Regions from separate parts of the Mus musculus genome. Here all the other regions are linked to region 3. Evidence: chromatin loops called from intact Hi-C (ENCODE). Cell type or tissue: left cerebral cortex. All regions are shown on one strand. Region 1 overlaps Map2k6 (mitogen-activated protein kinase kinase 6). Region 2 overlaps Gm11682 (predicted gene 11682). Region 3 has its middle 11 kb from the start of Gm30158. Region 4 has its middle 21 kb from the start of Gm46300. Region 5 has its middle 220 kb from the start of Kcnj2. Region 6 holds the start of Kcnj2 (potassium inwardly-rectifying channel, subfamily J, member 2). Region 7 has its middle 21 kb from the start of Gm39445.

Region 1 (4,000 bases), 1.0 Mb after region 3:
CAGAATAAGCCACCAGGGTAGCCTTGTAAAACACTAAGGGAAAGCACCAGGATGGGGATGCGGATGCAGATGGGTGAGCACCAAGTACCGGTCCAAGAGCCTTAAGCAACCAAGCATTGCCCAGTGTCATCACGGTCCCCAGTAAAAACTGTATTTGGAACACCACGTCCAAAGGAGCAAGGAGACCAAAGGTGTGTTGCTTCGGTATCCTCTGTACCTCGGGGCCCTTCCCAGGTCTAGGTCAATTCACGCAGCGAGTCTGAGCAGGAATGACTCCCTCCACGAGACACAGCTGGAATCAGAGCCAGCTCTGACCCACCCACTCGCTCGAAGTTTCCATCTGCTTTCACAGGATAGCTGTCTAAACTAACTGGGTTCCACTCGGGCTGCCCTCTTGACATCCTCCTCCCAGCTGCATCCGCGGCTGCCACTACTGTCACGTGACGACGCTAAGCATCGTGGCCGCGGTGCAGACAGAAATCATGTGAGTACCTGGAAGATATTGTGTCCTCTTTTATCCTCTCTGACTATACTAGTCATTTCCTTCTCTCTCCGTGCTCCAGCCCTCTTTGGATTAGCCTCCAAACCCCCGGCAGTACCTATTATGCCTACCGGGACAAGTCCATCCACAGATAACATGGGTTCTGCAGAAGGCAAAGTTCTGCAGGACTTGGAAGCATCCGGGAAACATTCTTGAATGTCCAACAATCTTCTTAGTCCCAGAGACTCTTGACATCTATCCCCCACCCCTAGCTTTCCAGTAGGCCTTGCTAAACTTTGGCTCTATGCTGTAGTCAATATCCAACTCCTTACAGCTGTTACTGGAATAAAATACCATAATAGAACATGACTTAAAAGAGAAATGATTTATCTCGGCTCACAATTCTAGGCTACAGTCCAGCGCTGCAGGAAGTCGTGGCAGCGGGAACGTAAACCTTATTCATTCGGGTCTAGAGCAGAGAGAAACGAACGCATGCGTGCTTCGAGTACATAACTCCATTTCTCCCTCATACAGTCCGGGAGCCAAACCCTGGCAATGGCACCATTTCCTCTTAGGCTAGATCCTTGCACATCAGTTAACATAATCAAAGCAATCCCCCACAGACTGTCCACAGGCCAACCTGTTCTAAACAACAGAGACTCCAGATTGTACGAGGGTGGAAGTTAAACTAACTGACCATCACGAGGTCCTAGAGAGAGGGGTCTTTCTTGCTTTAGTGACGCAATCCTTCCAATGGGAAGACCTCTCCTTCCTGACTCACCTTAGCTAGGGAAATGCCTCGCATGGCCTCTGCTCAGGATTTATTTCCTCCGAAACAAAAATAACCCCATCTGACTTTGCATCCTCCAAATACTTATGTATCTCACTCTATCCGGTCTTGCCAATCATAGTACTTTCAAGTAAATATTGACTTGAGTGCGCTTCCGTACTAGCCTTGGAACTAGGAGTAGAGGCCAGGGCTATGTTCTGCAGCCCAGAGGACATGCTCCGTGGATGCTTCTGGAATGAGCGTATGTGATGGATCAGACCCCACCGGGGAGAGTCATGAGAGCGGCTCGTCGTCTTTGGCATAGATCTGTGAGTGCAGGGTTCTCTTACCACTGTGAGGTAAAGTCAACAAAGTCCGCGGAGAACTTGTCTGCTGGGAGCTGAGGAGAGGGCTCTTCGACCACCTGCTTTAGCTGCTGGAAGGGCGTTCCCCAAGAATCATAAGGAAACCGAAGGATGGCCAGCTCGATCTAAACAGAGGGAAGGGAGGGGTGGCAACATTTTAAGAAATGCTCATTAGGAAGCAGCTGTGTTTCCTTTTAGAAAGACCAGAGGTGACGCTCAAATATAATTAGGGAAGAAAGCCAAGCTAATGACCCATTCTCGCAAAATCTTAGTGCCTCCTGCTTTTTAAAATATTGTCTTGCCAGTGGCAGATATTTAAACCTATCTAAATAAATGAGCTCCTTGATAACACCCGGGCCTATTTCATAAAAACTTATCAGCCAAGAGCATTAAAGTTCAACACAGGAAACAACCAGTTTTTCAAATATGTGGCCAGACTAGGAAAGCGTAAAGACTTTGGCAGCACTGTGCCTCTGCTGCCACCTACAGGTCTCTTGGTGAAATGGAAAATTAAAAAAAAAAAAAAAAAGTTACCCAGGACCAAATGACTGATCTTTTTTTGGACTTGAGTAAAGGCCACTCTGCTGTTACAGAATCACATGTTTTCTGGGCAGGGACATGGAATAACTCACTGGATATAATCAGCTGCTGGTCCTGGGCAGTAGCCAGGACCACTGTGGGTAATTCCAGACCTCAGCGATAGACTAAAAATGTACAGTCACAGAGGTTACAGATAAGGGACTGGCTGCGTGGCCATAGGCCCGTGCTTGAGAAAGTACACTATGCATTATCGTGTTCCAAGGGTAGATCTAACTCACACATCTAAAACTTCCACCATGCAAATGTTCAGTGCAGAGCCTGGGAGGTTGCCCAGTTGGCAGAGTACTTGCATAGTAGCCATGAATCCAGGGGTCGACCGTATCAAACTAAGCATGATGGGTCATGCCTGCAATCCCAGGACTTTGGGAGCAGAGAGAGGAGGATCAAAACTTCAAGGTCATCCTGGGCTACATATAGATTTTGACACTAGCCTAGGCTACATGAGGTCTGTTCTCAAAATATTAAAATACACAACCTAGTACATTTGGCCTATCAGGGTCCATACACATTAGCAGGGAGAGGGTTTGGGTTGGTTTTTTTGTTTTGTTTTGTTTTATTTTATTTTATTTTATTTCTTTTATTGTCCTGGTTTTGTAACTTAAGCTTCTTGTCTTGGTCCTAATCACTTAATTTAAACTATAAAAACTCTATTAATCCCTTTTCTATCAGAAAGATCACCAGTGAGAATACATGAGTTTGTGAAGGTCATACGGCTAGTAACAGTCAGAAAGGGAGGAAAACTTGGACTGCTAGATCTCACTGTACAGTTTCTACTGTACAGTACTTCAAACAATCAGCCCTGGAAAATAACCTGCCATCTCAGAGAGAAAGGGGTGCCCAAGTGTGATATCAAAGGCTTCTGGGTCCCCAAAGCCCACCCCATCCAGGTTTGCGCTCAGAACCTCGTAGCCCACAGTGATGATCATAGGTTACCATGGTGATGCCCAGGCTCCAAATGTCAGACTTCACACTGTACCCCTTCTGGTTGAGCTCTGGATTTATTCGTTCAGGCTGGAAAGGAGACAGACAGCTAAGAAACGGAAAGACGATTGCAATGCCACGTAGCTCAATAAAGACTCAGGAGGAGACACCAGCACTTGCCGTATGAGTTATTTGACTCTGTTAGCCTGCCTCCCGGGCCAAAAGACTGGCTAATCACAAGCTATGAAATGTCTCCACAGGGCTTCCCTTCTTTATATTGGTTTTTTCTCACAGGCAGCAATGAATTCAGATCCCGCAGAACAAATTTTAATTGCCTTAAGAAGAACACCGGGACACATTCAAAAGCTCCTCTATCCATTAAAATTATCCCTGGTAAAAAACATCAACAGCTCAAAAGCCACAAAAGCCTGCAGAAGTTCATAGCTACCGTCTGATGTTAAGAGACCTCGGGGATTTTACTCAAACATGGGCAAGAAGTTTTCAATCTCAAACTCAAGTCCCTTCTAAGATAAATGTATTCCTCCAGTTGGCCATTCTGTGATGACCAGAGCTCCCTTGTGTGGATAATTTAAGATCTCCATAGTCTTCTATCCTTAGCAATCAAGCTAACATTCGGGTGTGAGTCAGTGTGTAAAACTGAGTGCAAGTGCCTACTACTTACATGCATTTTCAAATAACACGCCCCTTTGAGATAATTCCGAAAGGCAATATATATGCTATGGTTTGTGTCTCTGTGTCATCCCAAAATGTACATGTTAAAACCATATCCCACAGGGGCTGGCAAGATGGCTCCGCGGCAAGATGACTGCTCTTCCAGAGGTCCTGAGTCCAATTCCCAGCAAC
Region 2 (4,000 bases), 990 kb after region 3:
GATATAGCTGTCTCCTGAGAGGCTCTGCTAGAGCCTGACAAATATAGAGGTGGATGCTCAAAGCCACACATTGGACTGAGTGTGGGGTCCCCAATGGAGGAGTTAGAGAAGGGACTGAAGGAGCTGAGGGGGTTTGCAGCCCCATGGAGGGAGCAACAGTGTCAACCGGCCAAACCCCCTACAGCTGGAGGGGGGTGGGGACTGGACCACCAAGCAAAGAGTACACATGGAGGGACCCATGGTTCCAGCAGCATATGTGGCAGAGGATGGCCTTGTTGGACATCAGTGGGAGGAGTGGCCCTTGGGCCTGAGGGTGTTCAATGCCCCAATGTAGGAGAATGCCAGGGAGGGAAGACAAAAGTGGATAGGTGGGTGGGTGGGTGGGAGAGCACCCTCATAGAGGCAGTTGGGGGGGGGGGGAGATGGGATAGGGGGGTTCCAAAGAGGAGACCTGGAAAGGAGAAAATATTTGAAATGTAAACAAAGAAACTATCCAATAGAAAGAAAAGAAAAGAAAGGAAAAGAAAAGAAAAGTAAAGAAAAGAAAAGAAAAGAAAAGAAAGAAAAAAGAGGGGAGGGGAGGGGAGGGGAGGGGAGGGGAGGGGAGGGGAGGGAAGGGAAGGGAAGGGAAGGGAAGGGAAGGGAAGGGAAAGAGAGAGAGAAGAGAAGAGAAGAGAAGAGAAGAGAAGAGAAGAGAAGAGAAAGAAAAAACTCATGCTGGATATGAAGATTAAATGAAATCACCCAACTAGTCACTAAGAAATAATGACTGAGACTATCCCATGCCAATCAGTTATTGTAACAGTTTTATGGCTGCCATGTTTGCTGAAGTCTTATCTTAAGGAAGACATTGAGCTAAGTAGGTGGTGAACTAATTACTTCAGTTGACGTAAAAACAGCCTATTGCATCCTTCCCGGCTTCCCTGTGAACAGCTAAGTCACCTAAGAGATAAAGAGACACTCAAGACTGTGCATCCCACAGCCAGAACGTCCGACAGAAGTGTCTAAGTCGTCCAGTACCCTGGACTCTATCAGCACTTTTGTAATACTTCCTCTTTAAAAGTGTCCCGTAGCCATGATTCGTGAGCAACTGCAGCGTCTTACTCAAGTCTGTTTCCTGTTTTTCAAACGTTAAATCTGATTGACTTGACCCTGTTATTATTTTCCAGTAAATATACTGAAATTCTAACGGGAGGAGGAAGAAGAGGGGCTCAAAATTTGATCCACTAGAAAATAGAATGATAAATATCAGGTTTGTGCCCTCCTTGGGTATAGATCCCTAGTGGTCTTTCTTTTAAAATTTTATTTTTATTTTGCGAGCGTGACTGGTTTTCTGCATGCATTGTAGGTGTACCAAGCACACACTCCTGGTTCCAGAGGAAGCCAGAAGAGGATATCAGACCCTCCCAAACTGGAGTTCTAGATATTTGTGAGCCTCCACGTGAATGCTAGGAATAGAGTCTGAAAGGCTAGTTAATGCAAGCAACCACTGGCCATACCTCTAGCCCTCACTATTTCTTCTAAAGACACTTGAAAAGCTCGTGTCTCCTAGACTCAGTTGCCTTAGGATACAAAGCGCGTGCGCGCACACACCCCAACCAGACCCACTGTTTGGCTAGAAATGCCCGCGTTTAAGGATGGCTCACGGGTCTTTCATTTGCCTTCTTAGCCTGACTTTACCTAGGAAATTTCTTGCCCTTGCCGCGACACATAGAGAATCCAGTGTGTTTTGCTGCCCCCTTGTGGTCACTTTAAATCGGACGGAAATTTTCCAATTGAAACACCTCCTAGTCAACACACTCTGTTCAACGTTATCACTGATGGAAAATGTGTATATGCACGACCACACGATCACACTGAGCACTGTAATGCTCAAATAATTTCATAAGACTAAACTCTTAACTGCATTTGAAAGAGGCTTTCTGATGGAAACTCCCAAACTAAAATGACGCTTCATTTCTCCAAAATGTAGTATCATATATGCCAGTAACCTCAAAGAATAACGAGTTTGTCACGTTGTCCACATAAATATGGCCTTATTTGGAAAACGGAGAATTTTAAATATTTCGTTGTGTTCCCTGCTATTTAAGAGGATTCAGATGGCATAGACGTGCTGAATAAACAGTTAAGATAGTCTGCCTTTAGAAAGGAAGAGGCCGACTATGAGAATCTAGGCGTCAGTTTAAAAGAGCTCATTTCTCAGCACTGAGGAAATGTTAGCGTTTGCGACTGTAACTGAGAAATTGATCGGGGGAGGGGAAGAAGAGCCAAAAAAGAATAAAACTACTACTAATTATGTGAATTGATCAAAATACACATGGAAATTTCCACGAAATTTCTATTTTTTTTAACTAGGAAGTTTAAAATAAAGTCAATGAATTTAAATGGTTTCCCAGCCTCCGTTGTGCAAGCAATTAAGGCTTATTCACATCCAAACCACTCCTAAACCGTACACAACATTAATACAAAAGTTTCCCAAAACTATGACAAACATAAACATTTTAAGAGATAAATATGAAACAATAATAAATATTTGAAAATACATCCTGGTTTTCCAGGGTTCTTTTTTTTTTTAATCCTCTTTTATCACATTTTACTCTTTGCAGCCCTGGAGAATTGGGTAGCTAAGTGATTATGAGCTCCGGCTGCTTTTGCAGAGGACTCAGAGCCTAGCTGGTGGTTTATAAACAACTCTATTTCCAGCCCAGGGGGATCTGAAGCCCTCTTCTGGCCTCTTTGGGAACTTCATGCACATGGTGCACAAATACACATGCAAACCAAAATATCCACACACATAGAATAAAAATAAATCTTTTTAAACTTCTAACTCTTCGCTACCCTCACTTACATCAGCATATTATATTGCCTTTGGTATAGCATAACCATTTATAAAGTACATATATTGCTTATAACAAATTATATATTATTATATATAGCAAATAGTGATACATTAGCATATATAATATAAGCCCTTTGTGAACCGTATTAATATATTTATTATAAGATACAACCTTATATAATATGAATAGTCAATATAAATTTTTACTGCATTATGTAATGCAAGTATTTTATAAAATGATTCCTGTTATATATTAACATATTAAGTATGTATGAAACATTAAATTTATTACGTGTTAATATACTATGTGAACATACAATACAAAATAGTATAGGAACATAAGTACAGTGATTATTTAGATGGTGAGTAGAAATCTATTACTTTGTGGAGAAGTTGCTGAGGATGTTTATATGTTATTAGGCCATAAATATTCAGTTATGTAATCTGTATACATGACAGAACATATTAATAAAATGTATAAGTAGTAAAAAGTCACAGATTTGAGCCTTTTAAATGAATTCCAATATCTTACCCCAAAAGGTTCGCTAAGAAAACAGCCATTCATACAAACTACACAATTTTCACTTAACTTTGTGAGGCCATAGCCCCTTTGAAGCCAGAGATGAGTCAAAAGACAGTGGTAGCCCCCCTGGTCTGAATGATCCGCGTAGCTGTGTACTCAACACCAGCCAGAACCCTGAGGGAATGGGCATAGGGGCACCAACGCCGTTGACGCATATAGCTCAGTGATTGCCACGTAACAGAGCATGCGCAAAGCTGCTGTAAAAGGGCATGCACAAAGCTGAGGACCTGCAAGAGGGCCTGCGGAAAGCTGAGGACCAGCAAAGTGATTCTTTGGATAATGAATTTGAATATTCATTGTTGTTTGACGTGAAGACAGTCCTCCTTATTCATAGGTCGGGGAAAATGGTGCATACAACTATTCCACTGTATTTATAATTGCTGGCAACGCTGCCTACGGATGCGCTACGCTCGCAGTAAGAGATTTCAATATAAGGACAGCTTACGAATGACAATTTTACAATCTGACGTGGAAGGAGCTGTGTGAAAAACAAGATCTAGAGGCAGCTATCCATCTCCTATGAATTCAGTCATTTCTTTCATCAAAACATGATCCGCTGAGTGGCTGGGGGTGTGGGG
Region 3 (4,000 bases):
AGGAATGACTACATGGGATAATTGATTGAGGGGTTCTGCAGACTTCCTCCCGGAAGACCTGAACAGGAGTATTCTCAGCATGTCTTTGTTGCCTGTAGTTCAGTGTCTAGGGTTGGAGCCCTGTGAGATTTGCCCCTCCTATGTTAGCATATGTATTGCTGGTGTCCTTGTACATGTCCAATTTAGGCAGCCATATCCATGGCTGTCACTTCTCTGTCACTTTTAGGACCTGAAATCTCACAGAAAACTTCTTGGTCTCTTTTACTCTTACAATCTCCCCCATCTTCTGCTTCAAATCCCTTGATCCTCAGTACAGGAGGTGCATTTTAGATGGGTCCTTATTCTCTGCATTTTAAACAGTTGTGATTTTCTGTAATGATCTCTTTCTTTTGGAAATGGAAGTTCCTTTGATAGGAGGTGAGGCCTACACTTACCTGTGGTCATACAGATAAGTGCCTAGAATGCAGTTAGGAATTACCTTCATTTAGTAAAGTGATACCTGTAGTTTCTTCTCTGAGACCAATGACCTCACTAGCCATGAATAGTTAGGTTTCCACTACCAGACACAATTTCTTTCTGTTGAGCAGGCTTTAAGTCTCATTAGAAAGCTGTTGGTTACCCTCGAGAAATACATACTGCTGTTGCACCCTTAGGGTTATAGTATATTGCTGGCCATTGTAGTTTATAGGTGTTATACCTGGATAGGCAAGTTAGTTGTTTTAATCCCTTGATAGTTTGAATGGAACCATCTAGTAGCATGGAGACTAGTACTGGGGAAGAGACTTAAAAGTCAGATCCAGCTCAGGACCTCTGGGTCCTGTGTTTGAAGTACATGGAGTCTTTGGCCATAAGGACTTACCTTGCATTGCTAGGATGCAACGTAGACAATAGCTTAGGTTGTGGGATGTTCAAGTAGTGCTATTCAGACTACGGGGGTGGGGAGCACTGGATATAGCACCAAGCTAGGCCTTCGAGGTTGGGAAGGCTTCAGGAATGTACAAGAAGTAGAGGGTTGGATGGATATTCCTACAGTCTTAAAGTCCAAATTTCCATTAAAGCCAGAAGTTGTTAACTAGTGCAGGAAAAAAAAATTATGACATTCTAGAAAACACAGAGGACAAACATTCATATCCCAGATTTTCTTGGGCATTTCTTTTTTCCACATATCAGATAACCAGTAATTCTGAAATCTACCACAGAGATGGAACACAATCATACTTCAGCTTCTTTTCATTCTTTCTTTTACTTAAAAAAAAACCCTTTTAACAGAATGAAAACTCTTTTAATTTTTTTATTTTACTTCTAAATAATCAATTAGAGGAGGAAATCCAGGGATTTAGAATCATGAGTGAACTGTTCTCTCACTTTGTAAATCGGCTTTGCAAAACACAGTAGATCAGAGAATTCATGATAATTATACATGGTAACTTATTAAAACTAGAATTATAGAAAATAAATGGCACCAAGCTAACAAAAGACACTGACACGTTACAAGATGCCGCTGAGCAAAAGAAAGGAAATGTTTTGTGTGCAAGTACCTGAATGTCACTTTTGGCTCTCACAAGTATGGGTTTCAATTTTCAACTTTTGTTGGGTCCCCACAAATCATGGCTCCTGCCCCAGTATTTGTTTAATAAAATTTATTATTTGTACATGAGATGAGAGTCTCTTAGAATCCACATCCCATAAGGGAGTTCCGGTAGGATAGCAGTGGCTTATTTCAGGTGGACCAGAACACCCAAAACAAATGAAAGCACGTCTAATTGGTTTGGCCAACAGGTGGCGCCATTGTGCTGGGGGGGAAAGCATGCCCTCCCTTATGGGAAGTTGTAGGCAATATTCTGGGTGTGGAGATCTCGGGGCTCAATAGACGATCGATCAATCTCCTTTTTGTCCACTTATGTAGGAGCATTAATGCAAGACGAACGACAGCACCTCCCACAGCTCTCAATTCTGTTTATTCTGTTTCCCTTTTACATGAAAGTTTGACTTTACTGGTCTTATTTCTAACCCATGTTTTGTGAATCGTGGTTCAAATTACGGTTGCTACTAATATAATGCATTTCTTCTTTCTGTGTTAAAGAGAGACCAGAGCGTCTTTATTATCATTTCTGTTTTGGCAATGCTAGACAAGCGATGGTTGACTGAAATGTCATAGACTTTGGGGAGAAATAGAAATTATGCAAAAGCATAACGCAGTGACTTTTATTCTTTGCGGTTAGTGGTCTATTTTATTGCTTCGTCCCGAAATAAAAGCCGTCCAATTAAAAATATAATTACTTTTCTGGTAGTGTGTTTAAAACGAAAGATCTGACAGGATGGTATTTAAATATGCATCCTAGCTTTTGTAGCAGACGATGAAACCAAAGACTGCTTCTCTCTGTTCATTAAAAATTCACCCTTTTTTTCCTTCAGAGCAAGTCTGTTGACTGTTATCTTCTGCCCCGTCCCTCACCCTCCCCAGGGCAGTTTAATTTCGGGATATTGCTCTTCTTTGTATTCCTCCCACGCTGTTGTGAAGTGTTGCTATGAGGCAGAGGAGCAGCTGCTATGCCTGTCCCCAGCAGTGGCTGGATTCCAACAGTGGGCACAGGCAGTTATGTAAAGATTAGCTTTCAAGGTTTCCTGGGAAACTAGTGATACTGGTCCAGTCAGATTGGACACAGAAAACGAGAAGATTAAGTTTAACTTTGGACAAACGAACTGCGAGTGGTCAGTCCTGCGGGGGTGGGGTGGGGGGGGGGTGGGGGGGGTGCGACTCTGCAAGCTCAATCCACAGTAGTCGGCTTCACCTTTATTTTGAAAGCATATAATATATTCATATTGGAGAAACATTGAAATTATCCAGGCGACAAAGATAGTCGTGTTGAAATGAAGTTTACCGCCTTATTCACTTGCCCAGGGTCGTTACCTAAAATGATTTTGTTGATTAACAAGATACTAAACTTTCCCTCACTACGCACAAAAAAGCAAAACCGAGTAGAAGCTGCAGTTGTTTGATGAATTCAACATGCAAAACACTAAGCTAGGCAAGGTCAAAGTTCACCTCGTAATTTGCTCATTCCATTTCGCTGGAGTATCGAGTAAAGTTACACTTGGTTCTGTGTCAGATTTTGAAAAAAACAGAAAAATCCATGCAGTATGTCTCATGGAAGCCCCATAGGTTAGGAAAAGAAACGAGAGACATTGAAAGCCTGATGTGGCCCGATGATCCATCCGTGGATGTCTGAAGGCCACTGGGGGACTCTTCTTTTAATTAGCACCCTCTGTGGAAAATTCTAGAATGCCTACTCTAGTAGAACAACTATTGCTAAATGCTGGAGAAAAGTCACTTGGAGTCTCAGTTTTAAAAATGCCTGTCTAGATGATACAAACAGAAACTTCTGAATGGTTGGTTGGATTGCTATATTTTGGCCAATAACTCACAGTCCAAAATGCAATTAGTTAAGACATCAGTCCAACCTGAAAGAGCTTCAGTATAAAGAAGTAGACAGACTGGTAATAAAGAAAGGAAGATCATTCTATTGCAGAAATTCACAAATATTACAAATTAGTAATTTGCTGCGGACTGACCTCAGTCGGGCTCCCCTCAATCCGTGCTCCGGAACTCGGAGTTCCAGACAGGTGGGCAATGGAGTTGGCGAGAAATGACAAACAAATACAGACCCAGAGAGAGTGTGTATCTGAATGTAATTTGTCTCAAAGTGAGCACCAGTCTTATAAGTGACTTTTTCACAAAACAGAGGAATGCATACAAAAAGCTAACATGAACCAAGTGGGATAAAAATCAATGTTAACAACTGGGATCGAAAGCAACCCCATCTAAGGTCAGCTTAATCTTAGAAGTCAGGGACAAGGGCTTCATGCCCTTGCCATAGTTCCAATTCTAGTCTATTGTATAGTCCACCTTCCCCCTAGGGCATTGTAAATTCCTGTGTAGGAGTGTAACTCAGCTATCTATAGTTCTAAGTATCTACTCTGGTTCCTCCTTAGACCACAA
Region 4 (4,000 bases), 950 kb after region 3:
AGTGTCTACATGGGCTAGGTAAGGAAGAAAAAAAAATCAATACTCATACCAAGTAAAGACGTTCCCTCTAGTAAGCTTCTTTGTTGTTGAGGAGAAGGTGGGGCTAAGCAGCACTGGGAAGAAGTAAACTGACTTGAGTTGGCCCATGTTACAACAAATATCCCAATGCTTCCAAGATTAATGAATGACTGTAAGTTTGTGACCCCCCCCCCCACCTGCCTGCCAACATGTAAGCTTGTTTCAACCTGTCATTAATTAGGATTTTATTGGCCTATATATCTAAATAACACAACATCAACAGAGTGCTGCCTTTTGCTTAGGTGATAATTTTTGTGGCTGTGAGTGTATGCATGCCACTGTTCCTTGGCTATAATTGGGGTATCTATTCCTATTCAACTCAGATACACAGGGTAAGAACGGAACAAAGAAGTTACTCTAGCCATGTCTAGATTGTTGGATGCGATGGCTAATCTTGGTTGTTAACCTGACAGGATCTGTCATTGAATAAAATGTACATTAACGGGCACTCTTGTGAAGAACTTTCTTGATCGTTTGAAGGAAGAAACCTACATGTGGGTGCTCTCTTCTGGTGGCAGCACTGATAGAAGGACATGGAAAAAGAAAACTTTGCTGCTTGCTTGCTTGCTTGCTAGCTTGCATCAGGACTACTAGCAAGTTCATCTTTCCTGTCCCTTCTTTGCCACTGTTAGAACCAGTTTCCATAGCCTTTCAACATAGACTGAAGACCAGGATCTCCAGCAATCATCCCAGCCTTCAGTTCCAGATTGGGAAGGCTGAGACATGCAGCTTTGTAGACTTAGCAATTACTGGATGCTTGGGCTCCCCAGTGTGAGACTCCATCCGAGCTACCCATCCAAGATGGTACAAGAAAAATCAAATAAATCCCCTTTATATATTAACTTATCAGTTTTGATCCCTGATAGAACCCTGACTAATACCGTGAGCGGTTGAGTTTGGGGAGTTAATTCTAGGAGCTAAGAGGTTCCTTAGAGTAGCACAGATAACCAATGGGCAGTTTCACATCTGTCCTTTCAACAAATGTTCACTGGAGAAGCGAGAAGTCTGGGGAGATGTTTCAGCTTTATTAGCCTTCACACCTACTGACATGGGGGATGTTAATGGGCTCAGTCTCGTAAGGGAGGCAGCCCATGTACTGAATAAATAAAGCTTCCTTTAATTAGTTTGTCTGTGATGATCCGGGTCAGTGGTCTTTCTCCTCACATCTTTAGGATTAACATAACCAGGAAAGTAGGCAGATCAAACAGATCTGCATGGCAGTTGCTCTGCTCCAAGAAGCTAAAGGGGTAAGGAGAGTAGCTCCATGACCTTTTATGGGCTGTTCGCATAGTGTCTGCCTTTGTTATGTTCACTGAAGGCGCAGGCTCTTTCAAGGGAATGACCCCTTGGTTAAATGAAGCCCAGTGGACTAGAGGATTCTAGTCTTGCCTGCCTCCTGTTGGTACCCTTCATAGATTAATCTCTGAATCCCCACCTCCAACCTCTTCTCTGTTCCCCCTCAGCATTATCTGCAATCGTTAGTATTTATTAAGTGTCTATATAATTATGACTTGATATGCCTTTTCCATAAAACACATTTCCTACACATTCACAAAACAGAATGTCATTTCTTCTGGCGCCTTGACTTAAGTGTGTTCGTCTTCTGTTAACAGGATTAGATTCTGTCCCAAGCTGAGGCTGACTCCGTGGGTGATGACTTAAGCAGATGACATGGCTGGAAGTTGCTCCTTCTATTGAACCTGCCTGACGGATGTGGCCCACACCACTGTCCCCTATTCTGCAGGTTGTCAGTGGTTGGTTCGACGTTCCTGTGTTCTCAGCTATAATGTTGGTCTTTCCACCGAGGCAGTTTTATTTCCTGACAGGCAGTATGGTTTATAAAAGCCAATGCTATTGGGAAAATATGCCAAATGCACAGGTTATGCGGTCGGTGGAAAACAGGCATTAATGGAAAAGGGACTAAAACCAAAGTCTCTTCCGAGTGCTATTTTGGAGCCTCTGGTTTTCCTGTGGAATTCCGAGTCAGTCGTGATTGCAAAACCAAAAGACCAAACAGAATATTAGAATTGCAAAGGACCAGGAGTCGTCGACTTTACAAATAGGTAAAGCCTACATCGTGCTTCGTGGGTTTTCGGTTTTAAGTCAGAAGACGCGAGTGGTGCTGGACAGTCTGGGGGTGATGAATTTGAATTTCTGTATTTTTTTCCTTTATTCAAATCTTCCTTCCCGTGTCTATAACCAGACTCCTTAGAAAGATTTCACGTTCATAGCCTTTGAACACATGTGCAGGCTTGCAGAGGCTGCTCATGTGCAGCCTGTGGTTGCCAGCGCCACCTAGCTTCCATATTTCCTCAAGTCAAACGTTTTAGAAAAATCCTAGGTAAGCCCTCATCAGAGTTCAGCACTCACCTCAGAGGTTCTGAATGGTGGAGGTTGAGAGAGAGTCAGAACAGCGAAACTGCTCCGAACCATTGCCTGAGGGAGAGGCACATCCTCTGACCCTGTGGAAGAAGGAAATAGGTAGGGTTGTCATTCTCTCAGGGCACTCCCTGCCTGCCTTTGTTTGACAGATCTTCTCACTCAGTGGCATTGGATAATATGCAGGAGAGTTGCTTCTGAAACTTAGCTACTAGGTTCTAAATCGGAATGAGTTCTAGGGGAGTCTGCATAAGGCTCACACTACCTGACTACCTCCCCATGAGGAAGCTCAAACGTGCCACTTACCATAAGATTATTTTGAGCTGGAAGCAATTGAGAGACAACTCTCGCCTCTCCCCATCTTCCTAATCATAGGGCATAAATTTCCCCTTATTAATATGTCTCCCTTGCACACAATGAGAAGACGAAAACAAGCCTATCATAGAGGCAAGGGATACTCTTGATAACTTTGCCCAGTTGTTCCATACTCTGTAGCTTTGCTCTCCGGAGTTTCAGTTACCCACAGTCAACGCATTAAATAGAAGAGTTCAGAAATAATTGATTCATAACCTTCGGCCTTGTCTCTGTTAGCCTTCTGCCACTGCTAAACTAGCTGCGATAAATAACTTCAAAGGGATGCTTATATTGGCTTGTGACTTTAGAGGTTTGGGACTATCGTTAGTTGTTCCACTATCTCTGGGTCTGTGGTAAGACATAAGAGCAAGGCAGGGAGTGAAGTTAATCACTTTGTGGTATCTAGGAAGGAGGTGGAAGTGAACCAGAGATATGGTATAGACACTCCAAAAATACACTCTCAAGGCTCCATCTCTGAATATACAAGCCAAAAAATTATGATCTCCTTAATGGGCTGATTCATAGAGCCACCGTGATCTAATCGCCCACTAAATCCCATCTCTGAGCGTGGTGGAACAGGAAATCAAGTTTTCAACACTCAAGTCTTAGGGAGACATTTCATATGCACACCATAGCACATACTATTTGGATTATGTAAACAGATCCCCTATCATCTGTTCTGTACAGCCGAAGATGTGACTCTCCCCTTGTTCAAGGTACCCATACTGTGCACACTTATGTGTATGCTGGGGACTCAGTAGCTGCCACTGCTATGCAGTCAGCTGGAATGACCGTGCATTGATGTTTGTTTGTTTGTTTGTTTGTTTTGATTGTATTTCTTTTTTTTATTACATATTTTCCTCAATTACATTTCCAATGCTATCCCAAAAGTCCCCCATACCCTCCCGCCCACTTCCCTACCCACCCATTCCCATTTTTTTGGCCCTGGCATTCCCCTGTACTGGGGCTTATAAAGTTTGTGTGTCCAATGGGCCTCTCTTTCCAGTGATGGCCGACTAGGCCATCTTTTGATACATATGCAGCTAGAGTCAAGAGCTCCGGGATACTGGTTAGTTCATAATGTTGTTCCACCTATAGGGTTGCAGATCCCTTTAGCTCCTTGGGTACTTTCTCTAGCTCCTCCATTGGGAGCCCTGTGATCCATCCAATAGCTGACTGTGAGCATCCA
Region 5 (4,000 bases), 240 kb after region 3:
AACTAAATGAAAGGATTCTTTCTTCTTAATGTGTTTGTAAAAAGATAAAGAGAGGAGGGATATGTTTTGATGTATGTATAATCAGGTATGGGGGAAGGGGGTGCCTCTGAGGGCCTATGCTGAGGCATTCCTTCCCTCTGAGGGACCAGCCACAGATCAATATAATATAGAATACAGTTTATTCAAAGCATGGGGAGGATGGGGAGGGGAGTTAAGAGAGTAGGAGAGAGAGAGAGAGAGAGAGAGAGAGAGAGAGAGAGAGAGAGAGAGAGAGAGAGAGAACCATGAGCACTTGGAGAGAGAAGGGGAAGAGAATGGGGAAGGGGCAAGGGGACAGAGAGGGAGCAGGAGGGCAAGAGCAAGAGAGAGGAGGGGGCAAACAGCCTCTTTTATAGTGAGTCAGGCATACCTGGCTATTGCCAGGTAACTGTGGGGCGGAGCTTAGACAAAATGCTAACACTTCTTATTGCTCTTTATCTCTGAAATTTAACTTTAATTCTCATCTGATCTCTTGTGTATTTATTTGTTTGTGTGTTTGTTTGTTTGTTTTTAAGATCCCTCTAGCTGGCCTATATTTTGTAACCCAGATATTTAGTTGAGCCTAGTTTTCAGTTTATAGTAATCCTTCTGCCTCAGTCTTGCATGTATAGGAATTACAGGCATGTGCCACCACATCTGTCTCCAATCAAACAAGTTTTTAATACCATGAATCTTGTAATATGTCTCAAGGACAGCAGATTTAGGAATACTGAGATATTTAAACACGTTTGTTAGTGTGATTTCTGGTTTCCCACTTAAGCTTTCTTCTAATAGAAGGCAACTCTGATACTAATTCACTTACTTGGTTGTTTAAAATGTGTACTAACCCGTATGAATTGTTGAAATTTTTTTTATTTTACTTTTACTTTATCATTTAAACAATATCCTCTAGCAAAATGAAGCCAGGGATGAGCTTGGGAGACCTTTATAGACATATTTTATCCTTGTTCCTCTCGGTAGCAAAGCAAAATGCAGAAGTAATGGAAATGAAGGGTAAGATTACATAAGGCACAGGGAAGCAATTTCAGTAGCAGAGTTCAGTTAAAATTGAAATTAATTTTTAAAGTTCTAGGCAAAAATAAATAAATAAATAAACTCAGCATAACAACTCAAAGTAGATAGGCTGAAATTACTGATTACTTTAAGAAGCAGGCATGGAGGATATTTTTTGGAGGAGGGGGGAATTCTTAGAGGGAGAAAACATGCTCACCCAGGTTCCCTGGAGGACACACTGGAAGCAGTGTCACCGAGGGGCTTATCTGGGGACCAAACAACAACAATGTCCGTAGTAAATCTCTGGCTTTATTTGGAACAGGTCAGAGACCCAGGGCTTGTAAGGAGTTGCAGTGAGTTTTCTGGTCGGAATTGAAGCCTCATATAAGGAATAGTCGCTGATGATGTCAAGAAAATAAAGAGCCAGTCAGTACCTTGCAGCTTTCTGCAGGAATAGAGTCATGTTGTCCTCCGTTCATCCTGGGGCTGTGGGTGGGATGCAGGATGGGGAGAAGGGGTGAGATGCAAGGTGGAGGCACAATTGAACAAAGCTGAATTTAGCTTGTATTTTAATTCATTTGTGTGGGTGCTCTTCTTCCAAGAAGACAGAATCCAAATGATCTTCTGGGGAAATTTTAACCATAACGAAAGCAAGGAAACTTCTAGAAATACCAGAAGAGCCAAGCACCTGGACTTTGGATTTTCAACGCAAGCAGCCTGTTTTCAAGTAAACAGTTAGGTCTAATGGTGCTCTTGGGCTGCCCTTTCCCCCTCCCCTGCAGGATCCCAAAGTTAGCAGCTCCTAATTAGAGCCTACTCCCTCTTGGGGTCTAATCTGAGACAGGTTTCTTTAGAGGGGAAAAAAAAAAAACACTTAAAGACTGACAAGCATTTGCTCTTACTTTTGTGCAAATAATAGAATGACACCTTGGGTTTTTTTTCCTAGGTATTTGTGACAGAAAAGCTCCCTCTGCAAATTCGAAATAGAGCAACAGAAGGCAAACAGCAAGTTTTAAAGGAAAGATCCTCACAGCTGAGGAGGCAGCTTAGTAGGCTAAGTGTGCTTCTTGCTGCATGTGCTTGAAGATCTGAGTCCTAATCCCCAGTACTCATGTAAATATTTGGTGTCCCTGTGGGACCTGCAATCCCAGTGCTGTGTGGGATGCAAAATAGGATTGCCAGTACAGCTATCTGGCTGCCCTCCTGCTTTCGGGCTCTGTGGGGGACCTGAAGGAACAAGATGAAGGCTGACCTAGAAGAATGCTAAAATCCTCCTCTGACCACCACACAGAAGGCCTGTGTGCATGCATCTGCATACACATGTGAACCATATCATGTGCCGAACTTGTGAAAAAAAAATTGGCATAGGACTGTGTCTTCTCCTGACTCAGCACTTCTGGAAGTCATAGATTCCAGGTGACAGAGTTGCAAGTTGGGGACAGCCAGTTCTGTGCTCCTGTTTGCAGAGAAAAGACCCAAGAGAGTCGTTGGACCCTGAGCAGCTTTACATAATTGGGAAATAAATGGTTGTGTGTCAAGCCACTGGTTTTTCTGTGGTTAGTCCATTATCACAGCATGACTAAATACTTCATGATTTATTCAGAGCATAACTGCCTAATTGTAAAAGTGTCTGACCCAAAAGTTCAACCTGTAAACAATTATGTGATAGTAGATATGAAAATTGAAGTACATTTTAATTTATCAGGAAACACCTTTTGGAACGACCATAATGTATGTATGCCTATATGTTTAGGTTTAGTAAAAGGATTCTTTCATGCCTTGCTGTTGAAACTTAGTGTAGGTAAACATTTTTGCATGTTTTTCCCTTCTATAGGGTTTAGTTCTACTTCAGTAAATCACAATATTAAACAAAAGGAACGAAGGAAATTTTATATAAGACAGATTTATTTAGAATAAATAATTGTTAGCACGAAAAGGTCTTAAGTATCAATTACAGAATATTTAAATAAACTAAAACAACTGTGTCCAGTGTTTTGTATTTATTATTAAAGTAGCATTTCCGAAAGCCGTGTATTATGTATTACATATATATTATTATTTGTCATTTCTAAGTAACGGTAACTGGATGGTTGTTTTCTGGGAATATGTTCATAACAAATCAAGTTAAAATGCCCTGAACAGGAAGGGAAAAAGAGATGGAGATATGGATAATTGCTAGAAAGAAGGGAACAGATAACCCAAGTACTGCCTGAGGGTCAGAGATAAGTCCTGGGCAGCAACATTATAGTAGAAAACTTGAAGCATTTGAAGAGGGAGCATTATTCAAGTCTCTGCTGTTAACCAAGCCACTTACTAATTGACTGTGTCCTTATATGAAAATGGGCTATGATGACAGTAATGTAGATTCTGTGTAGAATGTCTCCTCAAGTCTGTATCCTAGAGTCGTGGTGCCTGCCTGGCTACCACTATTAGAAAGTAATGGTACCTTTGGGATGTGAGGCTTTGGGGAATATGCTCAGGCCATTTGGAGTATAACCCTGAAGGAGATTTTAGAGACTGCAGCATATCTGTTCATTTTCCTTGTCTTCCCCCCCCCCCTTTCCTTTTTAATCTTTCTTTTACAGTGCTAGGGATTGAACCATGAAGTCATGTGTACAAAGCAAGCATCCAATGAGACCTTCAGCATTTTACATAAGTGGCTTTTTATGTCTGCTATGTTTGTCTCATTGTCATCTATCTAGAATGCCACTGGAGGCTCAGAACAATGGGCTTGCCCACTACTGGACTGGATCCTTCATAGATAAGCCTTCCTCTGTGGGAGTTAATTGCCTCAGGTATTTCACTCCAGTGATGGCAAACTGACTGATGCAGGGAAAGATACCTAGTTTTACTTTGAGCACATACCAAGGTGAAAAGCCTGTTGAGCCTGGCTAATCTAGTAGATGACCAACTGAGTTGAATATAAATCATAACATAACATAATCGAGATGCATTAGAAGTCTTCGGA
Region 6 (4,000 bases), 460 kb after region 3:
TCTAACTAAAGACAGGAAATATCAGAAGAAAAGATGCTGGGCGAAAGAAGTCTGCTAATGAGTACTTGGAGCAGCTATTCCCCAGCTGACGCCATGTAGACCAGCCCCAGAGTGCTCTGGGCACAAGTTGCTATGTGATTCCTATTGCTGCAGAGCAACCTCTGTGAAGCTCAGTAAACAGAAGGGAGGGGGAAGGACAAGTGCAGGGGGCGGGGGGTGGGGGGGTGAGACACCCATTTATATCTGTGTGAGTGTTGCCTCTAACATTGAGACACAGCAATGTTTGTGGCAAACTCTAGGCATGTGTACATGTCAAGGACAACTTGTGTTTAGCAAACAAGAATTTATATCTTTTTAAACGTTTTGAAATGGTACCACCCTTCAGGTAAAGATGGGTGAGGGACAAGCTTCTAAACTACTCAGAATTCAAAGAAAGACAGCTGGCCAGAGAGTTTCTACAAGGAGTGTCTGAAAGGGGCTGACTGCTTTGTTTGTGTTTGCTTGTTTGTTTGTTTAAGTAATTTCACAAAAATGCAAAACAAGATCCTTTACAGCTGTCAATCATGTAACAAAATAAATACCACAATATGAAGTGAGAGGCACAAAACAAATTGAGATGACCTTGACCCTGACTGTCACTGTTCCCACCATACTTGAAGTAACCTATTTTTCTCCTGAGCGTTGGGAAGTGAGTGTGTGTGTGTGTGTGTGTGTGTGTACTCAACTATGTAATGAAAATAAAAATAAAACCCTTAGATGTGGGTAAGAAGAGAAAGACAAGTGTAATGGTAGCTCACAGTGCACCTACAGAGCTGGTTTCCAAGAGGAAATACGACTGCCTATTAATTATTAATAGGAAAAGACAACAAATGATTAAAGGAGATATATTAATTCTCTTCTGTGCTTAACCAAAACAGGTTTTCAAGCAATGCCTTTATTTACTGCCAGGTATCTTCGGAGTTTGTGAAAATCTCTAGAATGGATAACCTCATCCAAATCTCCACTGACAGACTGAAGCAGACGGACGTGCGACTACCCATTTCCTAACTTGGTTTTTCCCTCAACTGTCATAGGAGTACTAGTTATGATGCAGTCGTTTTCCTCCCTGAATCAAGTTGCTTCGATCATTGCTTCCCTTAAACCACACTGTCTTCAAATGAGGAATTTACACCATTATTACTAAGAATAGCAAAGTACTTAGGGGAGACCGACATCGGATGGGAAAGTTTTGCGGTCTTGAAGCTAAAATCCAACTCTGGCTGCTACTTTTTTCCTTTTTTTCTCAGCAAAGGAACTTTGAGACTTGAGAAGCTCACTCTGGAATTTTGTGCTGTATCTGTAGCAAGGACTCCCCCTCCCCAAACACCAAGGATCTAGATTAAGTGCTAAGTCTCTTGGTCCGATCAAGCCCCAGTCTCCTTCTCTTCCTCCCTCTCACCCGCAATAAGAGGAAGAATCCACGCCAGGCTCGCGCTTGACTCTAAACCCAATATCTCCCTACAGCTGGTGCATTGGAAGTTATGAGCACAAACAGATGCTGCAGAGAAATCTGTTTCTATTGCTCAACTCTTCCAAGCGTGTCTCAGTATTTTTAGCTCTGAGGATGTTCTGGTGCGCACACAAACTATATAGGCAATGAGCCGGGACTCCAAAGCTTGCGGGAGGAAAGCATTAACAGCAGCCTGACAACTGGGCACCTCCGGAGCAGCCGGAGCTGTAGGGTAGAGGACTGTGGAGCAAGTTCATTGCCCTGGACACACACAGACAACCCAGAAGAGAACAGGAAGAAAACACAGAAGCCCTTACCTGTTGCTGGTACAGGATCATGGGGACATGGAGTGGAAGTGGGGATTACAGAAGCATGTAAGATCCAGTGGTTTTTGTGAAAGAGAATGAGCCGAAGCAAGTGAGAATTCCCAAGACACTGCTTGCCGGTGCTGGGAAGGCTGCGCGCTGGCCAGGGCTCCAGTGCGCTCTGCGATAGCCTGGAGGCGGTCCTTGTGATAACCGGCCTTGTTGGCTCCGCCCTCTGCCCACTGTTGGCCAATCGGAGCGCACGTGGCTGCGCTTCCCCCGCCCCGGGAACCGCCATCAGGAGGAGGAGGAGGAGGATCTCTACACCCGCGGACCCTGGCTCTGCCAGCCTCGGAACCTGCTGTGGCTTCCTCTACCTCCTCCAGCTGCCTAGCCTGGTCTGAGAGTCCAGCTCTGGGCTGAGGAGGAGGAAGTCGCGGCCCAGAGGGTACAGCAACAGGTGGGAAGCTCAGCCTCCATGCGGCTGCCTAATTGCAGCCTGGCCTTGGGCAAAGCTTCCTACTGGGTTCTGTGAGACCCACACTTCCCGGTTTCTTTCCACAGTGGAGGCCGGCTGTACGTGTTCCTGTATAAGGGCCCGAGAGGTGTCAGTGCCTGGGAAAGACGTCTACAGCAGGGAGGGAATAAATAACCACTGGGGTGCGTCTCCCTCCAGCCCTTTTCCAGCCTGTAGACTGTGGAAACCCACAGAGCACTCAACTGCAGCTTGCGGATAATCCTTAAATTAAACCTGGAAAGGGTCCCGGGACCCGCACTCAATACCCTGCAAAATTTAGATGTGCTAGCGATTGCTTGTCTGACTGGGCCGTTTCTCCTCGCAAATGATGGTGAATTACTTACAAAAAAAAAAAAAAGAAAAAAAATGCGCCTAGACTTCTCTGGGATGTGTGGGGGAAGGGAGGGAGCCGCTGGTTCCTTTCGCCTTGTCCGCCCTCGCCCTCGATCTTTCTCTCCACCACCGCCCGGCAAGCTCTGCTCATGTAAAACCAGAACAATTAGAGAGTAATGAATTCTCTGGAACAGCAACTCCTACAGACTCTCAGCTCTGCCCTCGCTCCAGCGCCTCCCCGTCCTCCTTCCCAGCAACCAGGCAAGAGTACTGCAGACCTTCAAAAACCAGCCTCGGTTAGCACCTGCATCCTGACAATTTATAAATGAATTCTCCACTGAGTGTGTAAAGCAGGTGCATGTTATCTCTGAGTACATTGGTATCGTAGCGAAGCTTTGCTTTTAAAATGACATGATGCGTTTAGGAGTCTTTTATCTTCCACGGAGTTTTGCAGTCCGGTTTAATGAATATGCTTCAAGCACCCCAAAGCATCTGCCTACCTTTAACTTAAGCCCGTAAAGACTGCCTTGAGTCACCAAACAACCTCTACAAAATATTTCGCGTTCTAGGTGGTAGGAGCAGGGCACACTTTTATGTGTACGAGTGTTGAAAGGAGCCGTTCTGAGCTGCTGAGTGGATACCCACCTCCTAGTCCCACATCCGCACTTGGCCCCTAGGAGGTGCTGGTGAAATGTGCATAGATTTTCATTTTACCTTAAGAAGCCTGCCTCTTTTCCTAGCATGAGCAATACACTTAAGAGGGTGCAGAATGGATCATGAAAGCCCTGGGACTCTTTTGATATCCAAATGGCATTTCATTTGCTGAGGCTGAATCCCCATCAAGCCCCAATACTGAGGGTTGCCATTTAAGCCCTTGTATAATGGGATATTTTTTCCCACAAGGAAAGTCTTCTTTATCATATATTAAGTCATATATTATTTATAAATAGCTTGGGTTAAATCTGCAAAGATGACTATATTAGAACCCAGGTTGTAGCCTGAAGCGAAATGAATCCAGAGACGGAAAACGTTAACTCTTCCTTGACCAAGGCATAGAAAAGGAGTTAACAGCTCATTGATTTTTTTTTCTTCCTTTCTTTCTTCTGTGTTGTGACTCACTGCCTAAGTAGATGGTGAAGAGTTTTCCAAACTATAGGAACACCCCCACCCCTGCCCCCACAGGTTAGGATCTCTGTTAGAAATAGCCCAGCTACCCAGAGAAAGGAAGTATTTTCTAGTTTACAGTTGTTTTACTTAAATAGTTCACTCTTAGTAAAATGAATAAGCACCAGGCCAAGACAGCTTCATAGAGCGGGAAGATCATTAAAGAAATGAACACAATATCCTATGGTTTTG
Region 7 (4,000 bases), 1.2 Mb after region 3:
GGATGGAATTAGGATGGGTGGACGAGAGAAATAGCGAGCCAGGACAAAGGTTCTCTGATCAAGGCTCAAATTTTAATTTTCAGGTCTGCGTTTATGTAGGCAAAACCCAAAAGCCCATCCCTTTGTTTCAGCTTGATTGAGTTGCTTAATAGGCCGTCAGGTCCTCAAGGCTCAGGCAGAAAGATGCAAATGTAGCAAGGCCAGGTTTGTTGACTTGTATAACCAACTCAAGGCTGGGGGAAGGGCACATATAATTAAAATGAACTTCATGAATTCGAAGTGTCAAAATGATAGACACGTGGGGCTGGAGAGGTGCTCAGTGGTTAAGAGCGCGTATTTCTCTTGCAGGTGACCTGGGGTAGGTTCCTAGAACCATACAGTGGCTTACAGCCAGTCTAACGCTGGTTCCAAGGGATTCTGTGCCTATATCTGATCTCCGTAGGCAAGAGCCACCTACGTGGCATGCATATATAAGTGCAGACAAAGAACTTTCAGGCGTAAGATAAATCTTTTAGACACTCAATGACTCTCAGTCTCAGCAGAAGCATATTGCAAACTCAATGAATGACAAATCTCTCAACAGATGTTATTGGAAAGCATAGGATTAAAACAGGTCTGGGATCTTCCTAACAACAATTCTGTGAGCACCCCCCACCCTATCCCATTCCCCTTTGGTGACTGTGACAAATACCTGAAACCTTTCAAAGGAAGATTTCCTTCAGCGTGTGATCTCAGAAGTGCATGGTTGTCTTGGGACTGGTAAGACTGAGATCCATGGCGAGAGAGGGCACAGTGGAGCTGATCTGCTGATCTCACGGTGTCTGGGGAGCAGAACTAGATAGGAGAGAAAGGACCGGGATAAGACGGAGTCTTGCAAACCCAACTCTCATGACCTACTTCTTGCAGCTAGACTCTACCTTAGACAAAGCCATCAATAAGGACTAAGGCGAATACATCTACGCTTCCATTTAGGGCTTCAATCCAGTAGCTTCCTTTAGTCTCCATCATAGCCTGTTCCACATACAAGGGGAAAAGTGGTAGAAGTGAAATCCTGAGGTCAGAGTGTATGGACATTGCTCTATGGCCATTGCTGTGCTGTGAACTCTGCTGCCTTTAAATCCATATACTGGAGACCGAAGCCCAAATATGATCAAATCTGCTAATAGAGTTACTGAGAGATAATGGTTCCTAACTAAAGAGGACTTTGTTTTTATTAGAAACTGAATATATTTCTTGTTCTCCATCTCATTTCCACCCATGCAGCAACCTACAAGAAGAAAGAGTCCTCACAAAATATCAAATCACCCAGGAGGTTGATCTTGGACTTCAAAGGCACTTAATCTATACTATTTTGTTATAGTAGCAATAGCAACAGACTAATACACACATTTTAAACACTACGTGTGACCTAGATCAATAAGTCAGTTTTAGGAAGTTATTAGCAGTATAAACTAGTCTAGGGGCTGGAGAGATGGCTCGGCAGTTAAGAGTGCATACAGATCTCTCGGAAAACATGAGTTTTGTTTTGCTTTTCCTTAAGACCCATGTTAGTGAGGCTCACAGTTGCCTCTAATTCTAGCTGAAAGGGATCCAATGTCCTTTCAGACCTCCTCAGACACCCCACACACACTAACACAAATGTATGCACACACACACACACACACACAAATAAATAAAAACAAAGTCTATCTTTAAAATAAACAAACATCATTCTATCAACACACATCCCCTTACACCTTCAACCCAACATTCATAGGATAAAGGATATAAATTATTAAATTCTTTCTTTGCACTATCCCACATAGGTCTTTACTAACATTGTACTGGGCTCTCAAAAAAAAAAAAAAGGTGACCATTCATAGCATAGACTCTTTGTGATTGAACAGTGACAGAGTGTGTCAATAGAACCATGTCTGTTGACAGTCATCACGAGGACAGATGACAATGGCGTGAGTCAGTGCGTGAGTCATTTTTCCATTCTGACTCTGTTCCCGTCTCACCTTCTCCATGCAGTGTTACTTTCCTGCGAACCGTGCTTTGTTTTCCTAACTTTGCCCTGAGTTGGCACCAAGTCTCCCGAGATGAAAATATCTCTCACGTCAGTCCTCCTGCCTCATAACATTCTCAAGCTGTTTTCCCCATTTTAGCATTTCGAGGGCCATGCTTTCCCACCGCAGCCTCTGAAAGCTGCCTGGGTTTCTGGGAAAGCGATGCCTACCGAGTTGATAATTGAACAAAGAAAATTAGATCCACCTGTACTGGCCAACTCAGGCAAACGGTGCATCAGTATCAACCAAAGGGTATTTCAAACACCAATTAAAAAAGAAAGATGTACTTCCTTTTATATTATGTGCGTTAGTGCTTCGCCTTCCTGTATCTGTGCATTATCCCTGTGCAGTGCTCTCTGGGCCCAGAAGAGGGCATTAGATTCCTCTGGAACTGGAATTGCAGAGCAGTTATGTAGGTTTTGAGTGGAAGGAAGATCTTTACAAGAGCAGCCAGTGCTCTTAGCTGCTGAACCATTTCTCTAATCCCTCAAAACTCAATCTTAACGGTGTTCTTTTCTCATGGAAAACTCAAGCAGGAATGTTCTCAGCCCAGAAACTCTTTTCCTATGGACTCTGAATTTGCATCTTAATGTTATTTTTATACCCTTATGCTGATTTTTGTCTATTACATAAATAGAAAAAAAAATCAAAATCAACTAGAAACTAAGAGTTGAGGAATTGAAATAGAAATTTGGCCAGTGAGAACTGAAGAGAATGCAAAACAAAACAAAACAAAACAAAACAAAACTGTTTCCCTTGGATAGTTAAGATGGCAGTCATAGCTGGGTGTGGGGGTGCATGCTTTTCATCCCAAAACTTAGGGGGCAGAAACAGAAGGATTTCTGAGTTCTAGGCCAGCCTTGCTTACAGAGTGAGTTCCAAGACAGCTATGGCTACACAGAGAAACTTTGACGACAGAGAGAAAGAGAGAGGGAGCGAGGGAGAGGAGGAGAGAGGGGGAAGAGGGGGAGAGGAGGAGAGAGGGAGAGAGGGAGAGGAGGAGAGAGGGGGAGAGAGGGAGGGGGAGAGGGGGAGAGAAGGGGAGAGAGGGAGGGGGGAGAGGGGGAGAGAGGGAGACAGAGACAGAGACAGAAACAGAGAGGCAGAGAGAAGCAACATGGCTTCTTCTGTTTGTTCAATTTAGAACTACAGATATGCAAATCCTAATTTACTCAGTGCTTAATGTGCTTTAGACAGAACAGGGACCATGCGATGGTGGGTGCCATATACTTGGAATTAAATTAGTTTCAAATTTAGTATTTTGATGTGGTCATTGCAGTGTGGAAAAAGATGTCTTTCTATAGGAAACTATTTGACTCTATACTAAAATGTAATACAATTGAATGCAGCATAGAGAATATTTTTGTTGGTATTTTCAATGTAGACTTTTTGTTTCTGTTTTTCTTTTTTCTTTTTTTCATATTTATTTATAATAATAAATATATAAGTGCACTGAGGCTGTCTTCAGACACTCCTGAAGAAGGAGTCAGATCTTGTTACAGATGGTTGTGAGCCACGATGTGGTTGCTGGGATTTGAACTCAGGACCTCTGGAAGAACACTCAGTGCTCTTAACCACTGAGCGATCTCTCCAGTCCATGTTTCTGTTTTTCAATACAGGGTTTCACTGTGTAACCGTGGCTGTCCAGGAACTCATTCAGTAGGCCAGACTGGCCTCAAATTCAAAGTGGTCCACCGGCCTCTGCCCACAAAGTGTTCGGATTAAAAGAGTGGGCTACCACTGCCTGGCTTCACTGTAGACGTTTGTTTTGTTTTTCAAGACAGGGTTTCTGTGAATAGCCCTGGCTGTCCTGGAACCCTCTCTGTAGACCAGGCTGGCCTCGAACTCAGAAATCCGCCTGCCTCTGTCTCCCTAGTGCTGGGATTAAAGGAGTGTGCCACCACCGCCCGGCTAAAACTCACACATTTTAAAATTAGAAAAACATGTTGACT

Evidence for each region. A loop is a pair of places that touch in the nucleus more often than their neighbours do. Peaks named below come from ENCODE experiments on the same cell type or tissue, not always from the same donor. Only the 100,000 strongest peaks of a DNase experiment are listed, where the experiment ranks them.
Region 1: it touches region 3 in a loop (6-fold over the local background); 14 of 42 quality-filtered maps call a loop at or near these places.
Region 2: it touches region 3 in a loop (5-fold over the local background); 23 of 42 quality-filtered maps call a loop at or near these places.
Region 4: a loop joins it to region 3, with 3 times the contacts of the local background. A loop is called at or near these places in 11 of 42 quality-filtered maps.
Region 5: a loop joins it to region 3, with 11 times the contacts of the local background. A loop is called at or near these places in 2 of 42 quality-filtered maps.
Region 6: it touches region 3 in a loop (8-fold over the local background); 11 of 42 quality-filtered maps call a loop at or near these places.
Region 7: a loop joins it to region 3, with 3 times the contacts of the local background. A loop is called at or near these places in 9 of 42 quality-filtered maps.

What each region holds. Positions count from the first base shown.
Region 1 is chr11:110,497,123-110,501,122 of GRCm38, reverse strand. Map2k6 (mitogen-activated protein kinase kinase 6) reads right to left here. Exons shown (of 12, transcript NM_011943.3): 9 at 3,149-3,226; 10 at 1,601-1,740. Among named protein-coding and RNA genes, the nearest start is that of Gm39446, 22 kb to the right of the region's middle. In left cerebral cortex, a CTCF peak has its summit at 2,095 (motif pointing left); DNase peaks (open chromatin) are centred at 351 and 2,120.
Region 2 is chr11:110,535,456-110,539,455 of GRCm38, reverse strand. The region is part of intron 2 of Gm11682 (predicted gene 11682); the gene reads right to left. Among named protein-coding and RNA genes, the nearest start is that of Gm11682, 3.8 kb to the right of the region's middle. In left cerebral cortex, CTCF peaks have their summits at 1,741 (motif pointing left) and 2,738 (motif pointing left); DNase peaks (open chromatin) are centred at 1,728 and 2,146; H3K4me3 peaks cover 438 bases.
Region 3 is chr11:111,521,456-111,525,455 of GRCm38, reverse strand. No RefSeq gene overlaps it. Among named protein-coding and RNA genes, the nearest start is that of Gm30158, 11 kb to the right of the region's middle. In left cerebral cortex, a CTCF peak has its summit at 1,768 (motif pointing right); DNase peaks (open chromatin) are centred at 1,791, 2,544 and 2,985; H3K4me3 peaks cover 682 bases; H3K27ac peaks cover 1,210 bases.
Region 4 is chr11:110,571,109-110,575,108 of GRCm38, reverse strand. No RefSeq gene overlaps it. Among named protein-coding and RNA genes, the nearest start is that of Gm46300, 21 kb to the right of the region's middle. In left cerebral cortex, a CTCF peak has its summit at 2,371; a DNase peak (open chromatin) is centred at 2,364.
Region 5 is chr11:111,279,506-111,283,505 of GRCm38, reverse strand. No RefSeq gene overlaps it. Among named protein-coding and RNA genes, the nearest start is that of Kcnj2, 220 kb to the right of the region's middle. In left cerebral cortex, no CTCF peak of the experiment used is centred here; DNase peaks (open chromatin) are centred at 1,568 and 2,020; H3K27ac peaks cover 1,205 bases.
Region 6 is chr11:111,064,141-111,068,140 of GRCm38, reverse strand. It overlaps Kcnj2 (potassium inwardly-rectifying channel, subfamily J, member 2), which reads right to left and starts at 1,977. Exons shown (of 2, transcript NM_008425.4): 1 at 1,807-1,977. In left cerebral cortex, CTCF peaks have their summits at 1,992 and 3,318; DNase peaks (open chromatin) are centred at 2,057, 2,878, 3,052, 3,253 and 2 more places; H3K4me3 peaks cover 3,505 bases; H3K27ac peaks cover 2,965 bases.
Region 7 is chr11:110,356,378-110,360,377 of GRCm38, reverse strand. No RefSeq gene overlaps it. Among named protein-coding and RNA genes, the nearest start is that of Gm39445, 21 kb to the right of the region's middle. In left cerebral cortex, a CTCF peak has its summit at 2,406 (motif pointing right); DNase peaks (open chromatin) are centred at 2,100, 2,410 and 3,982.